Linked DNA regions of Homo sapiens: region 1 is linked to region 2. A link is a loop called in an ENCODE intact Hi-C map of the cell type or tissue named here. Cell type or tissue: heart left ventricle. All regions are shown on one strand. Each heading gives the region's core, and the rest is flanking DNA. Links, peaks and the distances in the headings are about the cores only. Region 1 holds the start of LOC105374904 (a long non-coding RNA gene). Region 2 has its middle 66 kb from the start of RREB1.

Evidence for each region. Peaks named below come from ENCODE experiments on the same cell type or tissue, not always from the same donor. Only the 100,000 strongest peaks of a DNase experiment are listed, where the experiment ranks them.
Region 1: a loop joins it to region 2, with 1.9 times the contacts of the local background. A loop is called at or near these places in 7 of 110 quality-filtered maps.

The regions. Positions count from the first base shown.
Region 1 is chr6:6,991,103-6,999,990 of GRCh38, forward strand. LOC105374904 (a long non-coding RNA gene) reads left to right here and starts at 2,994. Exons shown (of 3, transcript XR_926432.1): 1 at 2,994-3,038; 2 at 3,948-4,051; 3 at 4,222-4,723. In heart left ventricle, for the core only: no CTCF peak of the experiment used is centred there; a DNase peak (open chromatin) is centred at 3,885; H3K27ac peaks cover 790 bases.
Region 2 is chr6:7,037,585-7,046,472 of GRCh38, forward strand. No RefSeq gene overlaps it. Among named protein-coding and RNA genes, the nearest start is that of RREB1, 66 kb to the right of the region's middle. RefSeq lists an enhancer at 4,882-5,770. In heart left ventricle, for the core only: no CTCF peak of the experiment used is centred there; a DNase peak (open chromatin) is centred at 4,937; H3K27ac peaks cover 1,876 bases.

The DNA of each region.
Region 1 (8,888 bases), core at 536-8,535, 46 kb before region 2:
ATCCCAGCAGTGTGGGAGGCCCAGGCAAGAGGATTGCTTCAGCCCAGGAGTTCAACATCAGCTTGAGCAACATGGTAAGACACCATCTCTACAAAAAAATTAAAAATTAGGTGGGCAGATCACCTGAGGTCAGGAGTTCGAGACCAACCTGGTCAACAAGCTGAAACTCCATCTCTGCTAAAAAATGCAAAAATTAGCTGGAAATGGTGGTGTGCTCATGTAGTCCCAGCTACTGGAGAGGCTGAGGCATGAGAATTGCTTGAACCTGGGAGGCAGAGGTTGCAGTGAGCAGAGATCGCACCACTGTACTCCAGCCAGGGCGACAGAGTGAGACCCTGTCTCAAAACAAACAAAAAAATTAGCTGGGCATGGTGACACACGCCTGTAGTCCCAGCTACTTGGGAGGCTGAGGTGGGAAGATCCCTTGAGATCAGGAGGTCAAGGATGCAGTAAGCTCTGACCATGCCACTGCACTCCAACCTGGGGACAGAGCAAGACCCTGTCTCTAAAAAATATTTTTTAAATAAAAATAATTCTTAAAAATAAAGACCACAGGCCAAGCACGGTGGCTCACGCGTGTAATCCCAGCACTTTGGGAAGCTGAGGCAAGCAGACCATGAGGTCAAGAGATCAAGACCATCCTGGCTGAGATGGTGAAACCCCATCTCTACTAAAAATACAAAAAATTAGCTGGGCGTGGTGGCACGGGCCTGTAGTCCCAGCTACTTGGGAGGCTGAGGCAAGAGGATCACTTGAACCCAGAGGCAGAGGTTGCAGTGAGCCAAAATCGCGCCACTTTACTCCAGCCTGGCAACAGAGTGAGACTCCATCTCAAAAAACAAACAAACAAAAAATAAAGACCACAAAAGTCATGTCAAAAGAACTCAAGAACCAAATTAAAGTGGTTTCCACTAGAAAAAGATAGAACAATTTGAGCCTCAAAAATGAACTACAACTGGGGCTGGGCACGGTGGCTCACACCTGTAATTCCAGCACTTTGGGAGGCGAAGGCAGGTGGATCACTTGAGGTCAGGAGTTCGAGACCAGCCTGGCCAACATGGCAAAACGCTGTCTCTACTAAAAATATAAGAAAAGTAGCCGGGCATGGTGGTGCTTGCCTGTAATCCCAGCTACTTGGGAGGCCGAGGCAGGAGAATCACTTGAACCTAGGAGGAGGAAGTTGTAGTGAGCCGAGATCATGCCACTATACTCCAGCCTGGGTGACAGAGCAAGACTCTTGTCTCAAAAAAAGAAAAAAAAAAAAAAAAAAGGAAAGAAAGAAAGAAAAAAGAACTACAATTGACTGAAGCTCAAATATGTTTTAATGCATGAAGTCATATTGATTTTCTTTTTTAAAAAAATGAATTGGCCACCTTTAAAGGATGATAGGGTGCTAGAGAACCAATTTTCATGAATTTAAGAACTAATAAAGGGAAAGAACCAAACATTTATCTTGCCTTTCTATTATAGCCTGACCAACCTGTAATTAAAAATAGCTAAGGGGAAGAGTGTCCTTATTAAACTATTCCAATTTCCAAAAAAAAAAAAATTTAAATAGGCTGGGCACAGTGGCTCATGCCTGTAATCTCAGCACTTTGGAAGGCTGAGGCAGAAGGATTGCTTGAGCTCAGGAGTTTGAGACCAACCTGAGCCACATAGCAAGACCTCATCTCTACTAAAAAAAAAATTTTAATTAGCCAGGCATGGTGGCACTCACCTGTAGTTTCAGCTACTCAGAAGGCTGAGGTGGAAAGATCTCTTGAGCCCAAAATATTGAGGCTACAGTAAGCTATGATTGCACCACTGTGCTCTAGCATGGGTGACAGCAAGACCCTGTCTCTAAAAAAAATAAAATAAAATAAAATAAAAAGGTTTTGTTTTAAAAGAAATGGCACAATTACAATATCACCATTTTGTAACTTCCAAGGAATTAATGGGTCTAGGCAATGATTATCCATAGCTGCTATCATCAAAAAAATAAAGTCCACCAGATATTAGTGCCTTCTGATAAAAGAATGTCACAGGTGATGCTGCGTATGTCATAATGGATCACATTATGACACATGCTATATCAAATTTTCTCATTTTGGAGATGCTAAATTTGATCACTTGGTTAAGGTGGTGAATGCATGTGATTTTGACCTGGAGAAGATTATTTTTAAAAATAAAAGAGCCGGGCGCAGTGGCTCACGCCTGTAATCCCAGCACTTTGGGAGGCCGAGGCGGGCAGATCACAAGGTCAGGAGATTGAGACCATCCTGGCTAACACGGTAAAACCCCGTCTCTACTAAAAATTAAAAAAAATCAGCCGGGTGTGGTGGCACACACCTGTAGTCCCAGCTACTCAGGAGGGCGAGATAGGAGAATCACTTGAACCCGGGAGGCGGAGGTTGCAGTGAGGCGAGATTGTGCCAAGGCACTCCAGCTCGGGCGACAGAGCGAGAGTCAATCTCAAAAAAAATAATAAAAAAAATAATAAAAGAGATGTTTTTTCAAAAACAGAGGAAGTCACCCAGGATCCATTCTGGCAAGGTGGCAGAGCACAAGGAAGGGAGATGTCTACCTTTCAAGGGTAACTTGGCAGAGGTTCTCACAGCAATGCCTCACACCCAGTGTTGGCAGCAGTCAGTATTCTACTGGAACAATCTGGCAATGTGATCAATGTAGTTCAGCTATTGTTTTTAAGAACAAAGCTCTCCTGGAAATTTTCTGAGCTACTTAGTTGCTATTACTAGATTTTTTTTTTTCCTAGCATGGATTCTGTTGTTTGTAACTAAAAGACCTGACTGATACAGGATCCAAAAGATTGACAACTGTGTGTGTGTGTCTGTGTGTGTGTGTGTGTGTGTGTGTGCCCTCACATTCAAATTAATGAGTCTCCAAAATGCTATTGATTTCTCCAAATGCATTTTAAAAACCTAGGTTGAATGACAAGAAGTTATTTAACTTGATTGATGATTGCCTCAGAAAGCCTTGAGGAAGATAAACAGAAGCTTGGCTGTCCTGGAACTCTGTATTTCACAACTGTTGGAGTGCATGTACAGTAATCTTTGATTTTATATAAGCCTGACAAGAGAGTGAGCATGACAAGCCTTTCTCAGAAAATTCTTAAAGAATCATTTGTTCTCAGCTGGGCATGGTGGCTAACGCCTGTAATCCCAACACTTTGGGAGGCCAAGGTGGGGGTATTGCTTGAGGCCAGGAGTTCAAGACAAGCTTGGGCAACATAGTGAGACCCCATCTCTAGAAAAAAAGTTAAAAACTTAGCTGGGCACGGTGCTTCATGCCTGCAGTCCCAGCTACCTGGGAGCCTGAGGTGGAAGGATCACTTGAACTCAGGAGTTAGAGGCTGCAGTGACCTATGATCAAACCACTGCACTCCCACCTGGGTGATAGGGCAAGACTCTGTCTCAAAAAAATGAATTTATTTATTATTATTATTATTATTATTTAATTAGAAAAAAATAGAGATGGGATCTCGCCATCTTGCCCATGCTGGTCTTGAACTCCTGGACTCAAGGGATCCTCCCCCTCGGCCTCCCAAAGTGCTGGGATTATAGGCATGAGCCACCATGCCCAGTCAAAAAAAAATGTTTAATTAAAAAAAAAGAATTGTTTGTTCTGGAAGCAATTAAGTCTAAAAGCCCACTCAGTGTTACTGTTGATTCCATATTTGCATGTCTCTTCTGTACCACACTTTCTGGTAGTCTCTACAGGTTATTTTGCATATATTATATTGTGGTAAACTGTAACAGTGTTCCAAAATATTCACTGCCTCTGCCAGGAGAGAATTCTATTTTCTCTTCCCAGTCCTGTCAGGCTTGGCCATGTGACTTGCTTTGGCCCACGAAAGGTGAGGAGAAGTAACGCAGGTCACCCTGGGCTCTAACAGCCGGTGTGGGCTCTGCCAAGCTCTCTCTGTCCTCAGCTTCTCTCTGGTGTTCCAGATACAACCTTTCAGTCAGCATGAGTCCCAAGGGAAGATGACTTGGAGCGGAGCCTCAGCGCATCCACAATGGTCGTAGGGCATCAATATATGAGGGATAACGTGGTAAGACACTGAGCTGGGGAACCCCGTGCAACCTACTCTATCCTGCCTAATACGGTATTCATTGCTTATGATTGATAATAGCTACTATTTCATCAGCACTGTTTGTAAACCAAGCACTTGTGTTCTTACAACATTATTATGAAGTAGATATTCATTTCTCCACTTTACAGGTGAGGAAACAAGACCTGTAGAGATTAAGGAACTTTAGACCTGAGTTTAACCAGCTTTGAGACCTGGGCCTGAGTCTGTCTAAGGCTGAGGCTCTTGCCTCATGTTGGAAAACCAGCTACATTGGAAAACCTCCTGCATATCCTCCACAGCATTTGTGATCTCTTCCCTGAGCTCACAGAAGCACCCAGCAAATGCTTACAAATGACTAACTGAAGGGCAATGACTTGAGCACAGCTGCTGAATATGTGAATGAAGAAATGACTACAGCCAGTTCCTGACTTGCAACAGTTCCACTTACGATTTTTTTTCCTTTACAATGGTGCAAAAGCAGTAGGTATTCTCTACACATCTCAGCATATGGGGATATGTCTGATATCCCCATCCTAAATTGAAAATACCATAAGTCAAAGGTTCAATATTTTCGCCGGCCACACTGGCTCACGCCTGTAACCCCAGCACTTCGGGAGGCTGAGGCAGGTCACTTGAGCTTAGGAGTTTAAGACCAGTTTGGACAACATAGTGAAACCCTGTCTCTACAAAAAAAGATAAAACTTAGCCAGGTATGGTGGTGCATGCCTATAGTGCCAGCTATTCAGGAGGCTGAGGTGGGAGTATCACTTGAGCCTGGGAGGTGGAGGCTGCAGTGAGCCAAGATCATGCCACTGCACTCCAGCCTGGGCAACAGAGCCAGACCCTGTCTCAGAAAACAACAAAACAAAAGGTACAATATTTTCAACTTAGGATGAGCTTATCCAGACATAACCTCATCGTAAGTAGAGGAGTGTCTGTATTTGTTGAAAACTGCATTAGGTAAAACTGTCTAGAATCTCTCATGTAATACAAAAAAGATACAGACCATATCTTCAAAAACTAGATAATAAAGAGGTGAAATGGACCAAATATAATATTTAGAAGTGGTGTTGGAAGAAGGCCACACATTGGCCAGAGGACTAGACCAGGAATCCAGGGTCTGCATTCTAGTTCCTCCTACAGCTGTGTGCTGTTGGTAATCATTTTAACCTCTCTGAGCCTGTTCCATCACACAAAAAGATACTAATAAAACCAGTTCTAGGTGTCGAATGAAATAATATATGTGCTATGTTATGAATGTGTTTCCCAAAATTCATACGTGGGAAACTTAATCCCCAATGCAGCAGTGTTGGGAGGTGGAGCCTCTGAAGAGATCTTCAGGTCACAAGGGCTCTGCCCTCATGAATGAATTAGTTCCCTTTCAAAATGGGCTTTCAGTAGTGGGTTCATTCCTTCCTGCTCTTCTGCTATGTGAGGACACAGGTCCCTCTCCTCCAGAGGACACAGCAAGTGCCATCTTGGCAGCAGAGAGCAGCCCTTGCCAGATGCTGGAGCCTTGATCTTGGACTTCCCAGCCTCCAGAACTGAGAAATAAATGTCTCTTCTTTATAAATTACTGAGTCTCAGGCATTCTGTTATAGCCGCACAAAATGGACTACGACAACATGTAAGTCACTTTAAATTCTACAGTGGGTTGAAATGTCCCAGCATGGGGCCTGTCTGAACAGGAAAGTGGGTAAGTTCAGAAGAGGACTAGAAAGATGCTTCATCCAAGGGCTATAACCCTTTGTGGCGGGGCACTTGAAGAACATAGACTTTTTGAGTTACTGAAGTGTCTCTTTTATAGAATATATAATGCATATTGATTTTTTTTATTTTGTTGAAACTTCTTGATTTAAGAAGCATGCCACAAATTGCTATAAAGTTATAAAAGAGTAAGAAATTACTAAATTGGAGGCATCTCCTGTACAATCTAAAATTCAGGACCCCTTGTGAGAGGTCACTTGCTCCCTGTCGCCATGGAGGGGCATGGGATCTGTGCGTAAACATAAAATCTCTATGCACACATGTGTACACTTGCAATTAAGCCAAAGAATCTGCAGAGTATGTTTAAACCAGTGTAACACACCTCTCAGTCATCTTCACCCCAAAACGCTTTACAATGGAAATGGACTTTGTGCTCTGGGTTACTGAATTCTAGTCTTGGAAATATCCTCAAGCACGTGGAAAAGGAACTCGCACTTACTGAGTGCCCTCTGCGTGTCACAGACTTTACATAGGTTATCTCTAATGCTTATAGCAACCCTTCCAGATCTGAAGTTTAAGAGGCTTATATAACCTGCTCAAGGTCACACAGTTAGCAGGTGACAAAAGATAGATAACAAAAGCTACTGAAATCCTAGTTTATCTGACCCCAAAGCCTAGGTGCTTCCTCCTAGACCAGGGGGTTGGCAAATTACAGCCCATGGGCTAAGTCCTGCCCACCACCTTTGTTTTTGTACCACCTGTGAGTCAAAAACATTCTTTACATTTTTAAACAGTTGAGAAAAAGAAGAAGAATTTGTGGTGCGTTAAAACAATATGAAATTCAGATTTCAGTGTCCACATGTAAAGTTTTGTTGGAATGCGGCCCTGTCTATTTATTTACCTATCGTGTGTGGCTACTCTTGCACCACGATGACAGAGCTGATTGGCTGCAACAAAAACCATATGGCTGGCAAAGTCTAAAGTGTTTGCTTCCCTGGACCTTTTAATTTTTTTTCTTTAAGTAGAAATGGGATCTCACTATATTACCCAGGCTGGCCCCAAACCCCTGGTCTCAAGTGATCCTCTTGCCTCGGCCTCCTAAAGTACTGGGATTACAGGTGTGAGCCACTGCACCTGGCCTGCTTCCCTGGACCTTTACAGAAAAACTGTGCCTCCCCCTGCTCTAGAGCCTGTAGCCCTGTAGGTGATCCTTTTACGGATGAGAAAACAGAAGTCCACAGAGATTTAATAACCGTGTCCCAAGTTAAACAATCTTGGGAGAGATGCAGGTCTGACAGATGAGAAATCCTAAATCATAAATGTGCTGAGTTTCAAAGAAGCTCATAGATGGGTCAGCAAACCTGGCTGACCGCGATGGAGAGAGTGAGTGAGTGGAGTGGAGCAGAGCAGCCCAGAAGCTGCAGAGGTCATAGCAGAAATTCGGGCTCTGGTGGAGAATGATGCAATCAATTTGGGAATCTGAAATGACAAAGAGACAGAATATCCTGCCAGGAAGACACTGTCATCTGCAGCGTGGAGGCCGGATTAAAGGAGAGCACTCAAGACTCACTTGCCAGGGCAGAGTAAATCACTCTCAGAACTTGATCTTTCACTCAGTGAAACAAATAAAAGAAAATGGTAATAAACAAAAATCGTGGTACTATTGCAATTAATTTGTTCATAACATATTAAGAGAACGTTTATAAAATATGATTGTTTTTGTAAAAGAAATTGCATATGTATTTGTGTGTGTGTATCCATAGGAAAAAGCAAAGATAGATTTACATCAGCTTTCCAATGGTAGCTACTTCTACAGAGAGAGAGAAAAGAGAGGAGGGAAGCTCTCGTGTTCTATTTTATACAAAATTATATCATTTGAATTTTTATCTTGAGAACATAATATTTGCAAAAACTTAAAAACAAAATAAGTGATCTGTTATCTGTAAAATAAATAGACTGTAAAAGATTGTTTAGTGTCAGTGTGGAAGTCACTAGGAGGTAGCCCCCAAAAGCCATTAGGCTGGTAAAAATCTAAGCAAAGCCTGTAAACCAGTTCATTGCAAGATCTGTAAACTAATTAGCTGTATGATGCCAATACCAATTTCCTGGTTTTGATCAGCATATAATACTACATAAGATGTCACCATTGCAGAAGCTGAGTGATGAGTGCATGGGACCTCTTAACACTGTTTTTGCAACCTTTTGCTTTTTAGAAGTTTAAAATTGAAAATTGAAAATTGAAAAAGAGCCGAGCATGGTGGCTCACGCGTGTAATCCCAGCACTTTGGGAGGCTGAGGTGGGCAGATCAGTTGATGTCAGGAGATCGAGATCAGCCTGGCCAACACGGCAAAACCCCATGTCTACTAAAAATACAGAAATTAGCCAGGCATGGTGGTGTGTGCCTGTAATCCCAGCTGCTAGGGAGCCTGATACATGAGAATCACTTGAACCTGGGACACAGAGGTTGCAGTGAGCCAAGATCGTGCCACTGCACTCCAGCCTGGGCAACAGAGTGAGACTCTGTTTCAAAAAAAAAGAAAAAGAAAATTTTAAAAGCGGCTGAGCATAGTGGCTCATGCTTGTAATCCCAGCACCTTGTGAGGCTCAGGTGGAAGGATCACTTAAGCCTAGGAGGTCGAGGCTACATTGAGCCCTGATCTCGCCATGGCATCCTAGCCTGGGTGACAGAGTATAACCCATCTCAAAAAAAAATAAAAAAAAGAAAGTTTTAAAAGAAAACTACTAGGTGGAACTACATGAAGTTGTAATATTGGACTGTTTTTGACCCACAAATATGGCAATTTCATATAGTTAACTCTACAGTTAATCTAGGGAAAGGTGTAGCTGAATTAACTGTATTTGAACCTGTCTGAAAGAGCTTTGGCAACAGATGGAGGCCGTCTGCATGGGGTATGGCAGCTTCAATTCAGCAAGCCTCCTGAGGACTTCATGGTTTCGAGGGGCAGCTGTGGTCCTGGGGTTCAGCTCCCTCTATTCTGACTCCCCCCTCACTAAGCAGCACTGGTGCTGGGAACATGGGTTCCCCAGTCCCTGGGAAGATACGCAGCTCTTGACATGCAGGCTGATGATCCTTCCCTGAAAAGTTTT
Region 2 (8,888 bases), core at 540-8,539:
AATAATGATCCAAGTGAGTCTAGGACATACTAGGCATAGTGGTCTCCTCTTTGCTCTTTCTCTTAGATCACACCTTCTGGGGGAACTCAGCTGCCATGTCGTAAGGACACTCAAGCAGACATTTGGAAAGGCCCACGTAGTGGTGAGTAGCTAAGGCCTCCTGCCATCAGCCATGTGAGTGGGCCATCCTGGAAGATCATTCAGCCCCAGTCAAGCCTTCAGATGACTGCAATCTCATGAGAAAGCTAAGTTGCTCCCAAATTCCTGACCCACAAAAAACTGTGACATAATAAATGCTTGTTGTTTTAAGCCACTAGGTTTTAGGGTCTTTTGTTATGCAGCCATAAATAACTCATATAGACCTCTACCCTACTGTGTGCAAGGCTCTGTAAATATAATAGTATATAGAATCGCTCTATTCCTGGCCTCACAGAGCTCATCTATTAGACAATACAGACAAAAACCAATTAATATTGAGTGACAAATGCTCTAATAGGAAGAAAGAGGCCCCAGTGGGTGGGAGTTTGAGGATGGGGTAGAGATGAAAACAACCTAGCCCAGTCTGGGAGGTCATAGCTAAGTGATATCTAAGCTTTATCTCTAAAAGACAAGCAAGAATTAGCCAAGTGAAAGCTTACAAGGAGAGGGGAGACCAATCCAGGCCAATGGATTAGCATGTACTGAAGACCACATAGGCAAGATGTAGTATGTGAAATTGGAGAATTATGAGTGTGAAGTGGGGGAATAGAGGAAGAGTTGATGCCAGGTCATACAGGGCCTTGTGAGCCATATCAAAACATTTAAATTTTATCCCAAGAGCAGTAGCAATCCTTGGAGAGTTTTAAGAAGGTAAGGAAACTCACATTATCTGAGTTGCATGAATTGGCAGGAGCAAGAGTCCACACAGGGAAGAGATGATGGTGGCATGAACTGAGGTGGCAGTGATGAGGTGGAGAGAAATAAAGAGATATGCGTAATTATGGAATGGAAAGTGTTGAAGGATTAGCTGTTGTTGTGAGAGGGAATGGGAAGAATGGAAGATGATGCCAAAGCCCCTAGCTTTGGCCAATTGATGGCCAGTGGTGCCCTTCTCAGGGATAACACAAGAGGGCTTGGGGCAAAGAGGACAAGTTAGGTGTTGGACCCTTTGAGTTTGAGGTTACTCAAGCCACAGACTTGTTGTGCATACATGTGCACCCAAGAAGAAAGATACAGTCTGAAGACAGAGATTTGGAAGCCATTCACATAAAGCTGACAGTGGAAGCCCTGATAATGAATGAGATCTCTGAAAATGAGAGTGCCTTGAGATGAGAGAATAAATATATCTTTGGAAACCATGAACCCTGAAGAGACAAGCAAAGCATCATTCAGAGAGAGGAAGGAAACCAAGAGAACAGATTCATTCAAAATATCACAGCAGCAAATGATGTTGAGAAGTCAGATAAGAACTGTGAGGTGCCCCTTAACTGTAGCAACAAAGACATCGCCCAAGACCTTGACAAGCAGGTCAATTTCAGGGATGCTCTCTTGAGGTCAAGGAGTTCTTTTTTTTTTTTTGAGGCAGAGTCTCACTCTGTCGCCCAGGCTGGAGTGCAGTGGCACGATCTTGGCTTACTGCAAGCTCTGCCTCCCGGGTTCACGCCCTTCTCCCGCCTCAGCCTCCCGAGTAGCTGGGACTACAAGCGCCCGCCACCACGCCCAGCTAATTCTTTGCAGTTTTAGTAGAGATGGGGTTTCATTACGTTAGCCAGTATGGTCTCGATCTCCTGACCTCGTGATCCGCCCGCCTTGGCCTCCTAAAGTGCTGAGATTACAGGCGTGAGCCACCATGTCAGGCCATAGTTCTTAATAGTTTTAAAAATATTAGAAAGATTTATTTTTCTTTTCTTTCTTTTTTTTTTTTTTGAGATGGAGTCTAGCTCTGTAGCCCAGGCTGGAGTGCAGTGGCGCGATCTCAGCTCACTGCAACCTCTGCCTCCCAGGTTCAAGCAATTCTTCTGCCTCAGCCTCCTGAGTAGCTGGGATTACAGGTACGTGCCACCATGCCCAGCTAATTTTTGTACTTTTAGTAGAGACAGGGTTTCACTATGTCGGTTAGGCTGGTCTCGAACTCCTGACCTCGTGATCTGCCTGCCTTGGCCTACCAAAATGCTAGGATTACAGGCGTGAGCCACTGTGCCCAGCCGACTTCTCTTTTTTTTACGAAGAAGGGAGAGCTACTCAGCCACTGGCATTGCCCCCCAAAAAATTCCCTTTCTAAGCAGATACTCCTCATTGGATTAGCAAAATGGCCCCCATGTTTTCCCTAAGGCCAACAGAGAGGTCACTAAGACAGGGTCATGTGAAATATAGCAGGAGCCTCCTGCTAATGGCTCAGGAACCAAAAGAGGCGTCAATGGACATGCTTTAAAACACAACCAACTTCACCCAATGTCCTTCCAGAACACAGGAAATAAATTATTTCTTTTCAGAGAAACACAGGGGAGAGGACTTAATTTCCAGTGCTGTCACAAGTATAGGCAGAACCCTGTCCAGAAGGTCCCTAGCATGTATTTCTTTCTCTAGACAGCATAGCCTCAGTGCCTGAGTTTGATATTAGCTAATCACCCTGCGCTCATTACTTAGCCTCCTCAAATCTCCATTCCTTCATCTGTAAAATAAGGGTGAATATAGAACTCACCACAAAGGGCTGAGTAAGGATTGAGATTACTGAGCACAGTGCTTGGCACACAGTAAGAATTCGGGGGAATGTTTTTGCTATAATAGATGGTAAAGTTGTGCAATGAATATTATCACTACTAGATTCAAGTCACCATCAGAAATCTTTCTCTTTGCATTGTTTTTTGGTGTGTGTGTTTGTGTGTGTGTGTGTTTATGTCTTATGAGTAAAGTGCCAACATCTTAACAAGGTGTCTCATCTGTGCAAAAACCCAATCACTATGCTTATGAACTATAAAAGGGCTTCTCTTTGCCTTGTAACTTATGACTGCAGGTTTTTCTCAGCCCTCTCCATCACTACTTGCACCTCCACCACCCCTTTTCTGCCTGCAGCCCTGCTCTTAGAAGCAGGAGATAAGTCTCATTATTTTATTTTATTTTTTTTTGTTTTGAGACAGTCTCGCTCTGTCACCAGGCTGGAGTGCAGCGGCGCGATCTCACCTCACTGCAACTTCCGCCTACTGGGTTCAAGTGATTCTCCTGCCTCAGCCTCCAGAGTAGCTGGGACGACAGGCGCGCACCACGCCAGCTAATTTTTGTATTTTTAGTAGAGACGGGGTTTCGCCATGTTGGCCAGGATGGTCTCAATCTCTTGACCTCGAGATCCACTGGCCCCGGCCTCCCAAAGTGCTAGGATTACAAGCGTGAGCCACCACACCCAGCCTATTTTATTTTATTTTATTTTAGAGACAGGGTCTCTCTCTGTCACCCAGGCTGGAGTGCAGTGGTGCAAACTCAGCTCATTGCAGCCTCCACCTCCTGGGCTCAAGGGATCCTCCCACCTAAGCCTCCTGAGTAACTGGGACTACAGGCACACACTGCCATGTCTGGCTGATTTTTTTATTTTTTATTTTTTGTAAAGACAGGGTCTTGCTATGTTGACCAAGGTGGTCTCGAACTCCTGGCCTCAAGCCGTCCTCCCATCTCGGCCTCCCAAATTGCTGAGATTACAGGTGAGAGCCACCGCACCTGGCCTCATTATTCTCATCACACACCTGATGTCTAGTATAGTATAGTGCCTGGTACGTAGCAGTACATCAATAATGCTGTGGGATGAGTTAATAATAAATTCCAAGTGTATCCCCCAAAAGGTACTTATTATAGCAGAGAAATGTTGCTTCTAGGAGCAGAAAATGTCCTCTATGAGGAGCCAAGGAAAGGTTGGGGAGTCTGAAGAGAGAAGGACCTGAGGCTTGCACCATATTCTGGATGAGGAGCATGGAGATCACTCTCAAATGAAGTTTGGCCAGATAGTGAGCAAAGCAACAGAGCAGCCAGACTGCTCAGCAGGAAGAAAAGATAACAGCTCTGTGGGGTTTTTTTTGTTTTTGTTTTTCCCCTTGCAGGGTAACTCCCTTCATAGGCAACAGACCAGAGAGAGCAGTTGAAGATGAATGTGTCTCTCTTGGCAAATGCTGAGGAGCGTGCACTTCTATCTCATCATTAATCAGGAGGTAGAAGAGAGAGGGTTCTGGTGACCAGTGATGATTTGGGAACACCAAAAAAGACAAACAAACTCCAAACATAATCCAGTGAAAACCCAACAAATTACATGACATTTCAAACCCAGCAGGAGACAAAACGCAGACCCCAAAGAGGAAGTGATGTATTCACCCTAGCCAAACAAAGAGGTCGACACTTTGAAGAGGAAAAAGAAAATCAAGTACAAAGGGACAGCCTAAATTCCTTAAAAGAGCATGGAGGTTGTGACTGAGATCCCATTCCTGGCCTCTGAATCCTGTCTCCCACAACCAGTCAAGCCTGTGGTGATCCATGGACTACCATGTTCTGGAATGAACCAAGAGAAATTAAAGCCTCCTCTCCTCGGAGACAAAACTTCATGCAAACGACATCACTTGAAGTCACCATGGAAAAGAATAGATGGAGTGGGGAGGGGGCAGCATGGAATGAATAGTGGGAAAGGTGACCAAAAGACCTTGAACGATATTCATTCAAAGATAGGCCTCAAGTTGACAATAAAGATGGAATCTTCCATGTAATGCTGCTTTGCAGTAATCAGATCTCTAATCCCAGTTATCGCAAAGAAATGCAAACATGAATGAGGTATTGCCAATGTCTCTAGGGGAATTGCATTTTCATCCTTCATTTAACTGAGAAACTGAGGTGCAAAGAAATGAAGGAAATCGCTTAAAGGATGACAGTGTGAGTCAGCAGCCCGACCAGGAAGCCGGGGCTGCGACTCCTCACTTCCTGGTTTTCTCTACAAATATGAAGAGTACATTCCCTTCCTCTCAGAATCGGTTTGTGGCAGCAGTTCTCTAGCTTAGAAAGGCAGCTTTCCAGGAGAGAAGGCACGGGCATTCGGCTCCTGCTGGGGAGGGGCGAGGTAACCCGACATCAGGTCCACAGGTCCACAGAAACTGAAATTTCTTCCAAGATGAGGCTTTCCCCTTCCTTCGCCTGGAAAACCAATTTGCGCTGATGCCCTGACTCCCTCTCCTTAGAGTGTCCTCCCTGCTCACCATTCTAAGGCAGCGGCTGCACAAATTAGCAGTGCTCTTTGTCCCTAGAGCTCCAGAATCCGATTGTGTTCCAGTGTGTGCCGCAGGCCTCGATGTGTGCTGTGCATTGTAAAACACTGGCACGTGCTTCTGCAAAGAATTTTGTTCTTCTTAACAGCCACCAGAAAGTTTGTTTGGCCATCCATCCCACTGAAGCAAAAAAGGAGAAGAAAGAGAAGAAAAGGCTGTGAACCGCTTATTAGAAGCTTCCAAAGCTGAGTGGAAGTTTAACCAATTTCAAGGAAAGCACACACACACTAAACCCCCCACTGTTTGAGGACTTTCCACGTTTGCATGCACTGGAGCTGGACTCTGGAGCAAAGGGCAGCAGTGATTATTCTAGAGGTTATGTCATAGATGGTGTAACATTATCTTCTGCCCACTGGGATCTTATCAGCCATGTGTGCCTGGTCTATTTTGAGACCCATCTGAGCCTGCTACCTGGGACATGGGTAGTGTTAACAAATCAACATATGGCTGACAAGAGTTTAACCTGCCTCGTCTGGTGAAGAACAGTCAGAGCAAACTGTCTGTCAGCAGCAGCAGCTGAACTTGTGATATGAAATATTGCTTTCTTGCCTAAAAGCAGGACAGAGAAAGAAAAAGAAAAAAGAAGCAAAAGAAATATTGCTTTGTCTTCCAAATAAAATTTAGAGGCTCAGTGTAAACTGCAACTGTGACCCCAATCAACCAAGTAGGTGAAACACACACACACACACACAGAGACACACACACATCTTTTTACTTAGATAGCTTTGTTATTCAGCAAGAAGACAAATTATTAAAAAGTTGCCGGGCACAGTGGCTCACCATGCTGTAATCCCAGCACTTTGGGAGGCTGAGGCGGGTGGATCTCCTGAGGTCAGGAGTTCGAGACGAGCCTGGCCAACATGGCCAAACCCTGTCTCTACTAAAAATATAAAAATTAACTGGGCGTGGTGGCAGGCGCCTGTAGTCCCAGCTACTCTGGAGGCTGAGGCAGGAGAATCGCTTGAACCCGGGAGGCAGAGGTTGCAACGAGATCCCGCCACCGCACTCCAGCCTGGCAACAGAGTGAGACTCCGTTTCAAAATAATAATACTAATAAAATAAAAAAATTAAAAGTTGAGCTCTTTCCACGAGTGAGGGCTGAGAGCTGGCATCCTAGGCAGGCAGGCCAGACCCAGGGTGTGCAATGGCCCTATTTGTTGCCTTGGTCTTACGTACGGAAGACCTCGGCTTCTCTCTTTGCCATTAGCAGGAGTCGAATTCTCAGGGCCTAACCTCACGTTCTATTTTCAGCTATTTCCACAAAGCGTGCAGCCTCTTAGTCTGCCGTCTTCCTGCTGTCCCTCACCCTCCAGGCCAGCAGCAGTGCCGGCCACCTGCCAGTAGCACCTGCTCCCTGCCCTGCTGCCTTGCTGTTTCCTTGGGTCCAGAAAGCCGTCCCTTCCTCCCAACTCTCAAATATAAGTGGCTTCCAGGCAGGCACGGTGGCTCACACCTGTAATCCCAGCACTTTGGGAGGCCAAAGCAGGAGGATCACTTGAGGCCAGGAGTTCAAGACCAGCCTGGGCAACATAACAAGACCCCATCTCTACTTTTTGAATAACTTTTTCTACTTTTTGATAAACTTTTTAAGTGGCTTCCTCTTATTTGTCTACCCAGCGAGTGGTGACGATTTATGTAGTGTAGGGGAGATCTCAGAAGCTGTCAGCCTGAAACACCTGGCCTTTGTCTTCCTGAAGAGAGGGGTTTATTTCTGGCAGACAATCCTACTGGATTTAAAGTTGGGGTGGTTAGAGAGGCTGCTTCTTCATCCATCTTGAAGTGGACATGATGAGGAAAAAATACACTGAGGAAAATGGCCAGTTAAAGACTTCATTATTGGCCGGGCGCAGTGGCTCATGCCTGTAATCCCAGCACTTTGGGAGGCCGAGGTGGGCAGATCACCTGAGCTCAGGAGTTCGAGATCACCCTGGCCAACATGGTGAAACCCCGTCTCTACTAAAAATACAAAAATTAGCCAGGCATGGTGGCAGGCACCTGTAATCCCAGCTACTCGGGAGGCTGAGTCCAGAGAATCACTTGTACCGGGAGGCAGAGGTTGCAGTGAGCCGAGACTGTGCTACTGCACTCCAACCTGGGTGACAGAGCGAGACTCTGTCTCAAGAATTAAAAATAAATAAAGACTTTAGCTGATGGTAATATGGCTCAGGGTCCTACAAAGCTCATAGAAAGTGAGAGGTGCCTTCTCGTCAAAGTACCTAAGAAAGGCTGGGTGGGAAGAGAAACCAAGAAGATTCTCCACTTTTTTAGCCACCATACGTGCCAAATAGTGGAATCTTCCAGGGTGCATGTGTTATTTGTGACTCAATAGCTATTGTGTGCAACAGCCTCTTCATTGACTTCTCCTCAGACAAGTCATAAAAAAAAAAAAAATCTCCCTTTCTTTCAGGAAAGTTAGAAATTCATTTGCCTCCAAAATAATTTTCTCTTCTTTCAGGTAGAGAGACCTAAATAAGTCTTTCAAAGTCTCCCTTTTTTTGATGACTATTTCTAGAAGTAAGAGCCAGAAAGGGCAGAATAATTAGGTTAAGTCACATCTAGCCCTGTGCCATCTGTGCATGGAGTGTGCGGATGATCTCGGTAGCGGTTAAGCCACTTACTAACCTCCTATCCACTGGGAAGTGATGAAGGAAGAAGTGACTAATGATGCTAAGGAGACAGCTGTCCTTATTTGGGCTCAGTTTACAGCAATTCTTGCCTTTGCAAAGATAACCAGGGGTTCAAAGCATGACATCTAAGAGTTGGTGAGGAAGCCCCATCTGTGCTAGTTAGGGCTTTGGAGTCACAGACTTGGGTTCTAATTCTAATTCTGTCACTCACTGGCTGCATGACCTTAAATTACTTAGCCTTGTTAAGCGTAGATTCCTCATCTGTAAAATATGGAAGAAGAAGCTTTGCCTCTTAGGGTTGTTGTGAAGATTAGCATAAAATGCCAGGTGCAGAATAAGGGCTTAGTAAGTGGCAAATTATTATTGGGGAATAAAATAAATGAAGAGGATTTTGTTAATAAACAAGATTCTTCCAACTAATCCCACCTTCAATTATGATTTGGGAGCTCAGTGTATCATCCTTCGCACTGGAACCCTGCTCAGCAATGATGCCATCTGCTTGTTTGCTTGCTGTAATAATCCAAGACTAAAGACCCTTAAAAAAAAAAAAAAAAAAAAAAAGATACCCTGCTGAAGGGAAAATTATACAGGGCAAGTAGAGATATTCAGAGTAAAAATATACTTAGTAATAAAACCTTCTGTGTCACTATGAACACCATTTGTGTTTCTGACAAGTACCACTCAATTTTGTTTTCATGACCATAAAAAATTCCAGCAGAGACGTAGATCTTCAGTATTTCAGGTCTGGTAGTGTGCATGGATTGTAAAACCTTTTCTTGGCTTTGGGCACCAAAGTAGGTTAGGTAATAAAGAAGTTGCAAAGAAGAGATGTTTGGAGTTTCCAGTTTTGATAGCCAAATGATAAAACAAATGTGATGAGAGCATAGAGTTATCCCCAACACCGTTATATCCCATAAAATCAATCAAAAAATTATGTTACATAAAATAAGGATAGAGAGAGAAAGAGAGAGAGAGAAAGAGAATGTCTGCT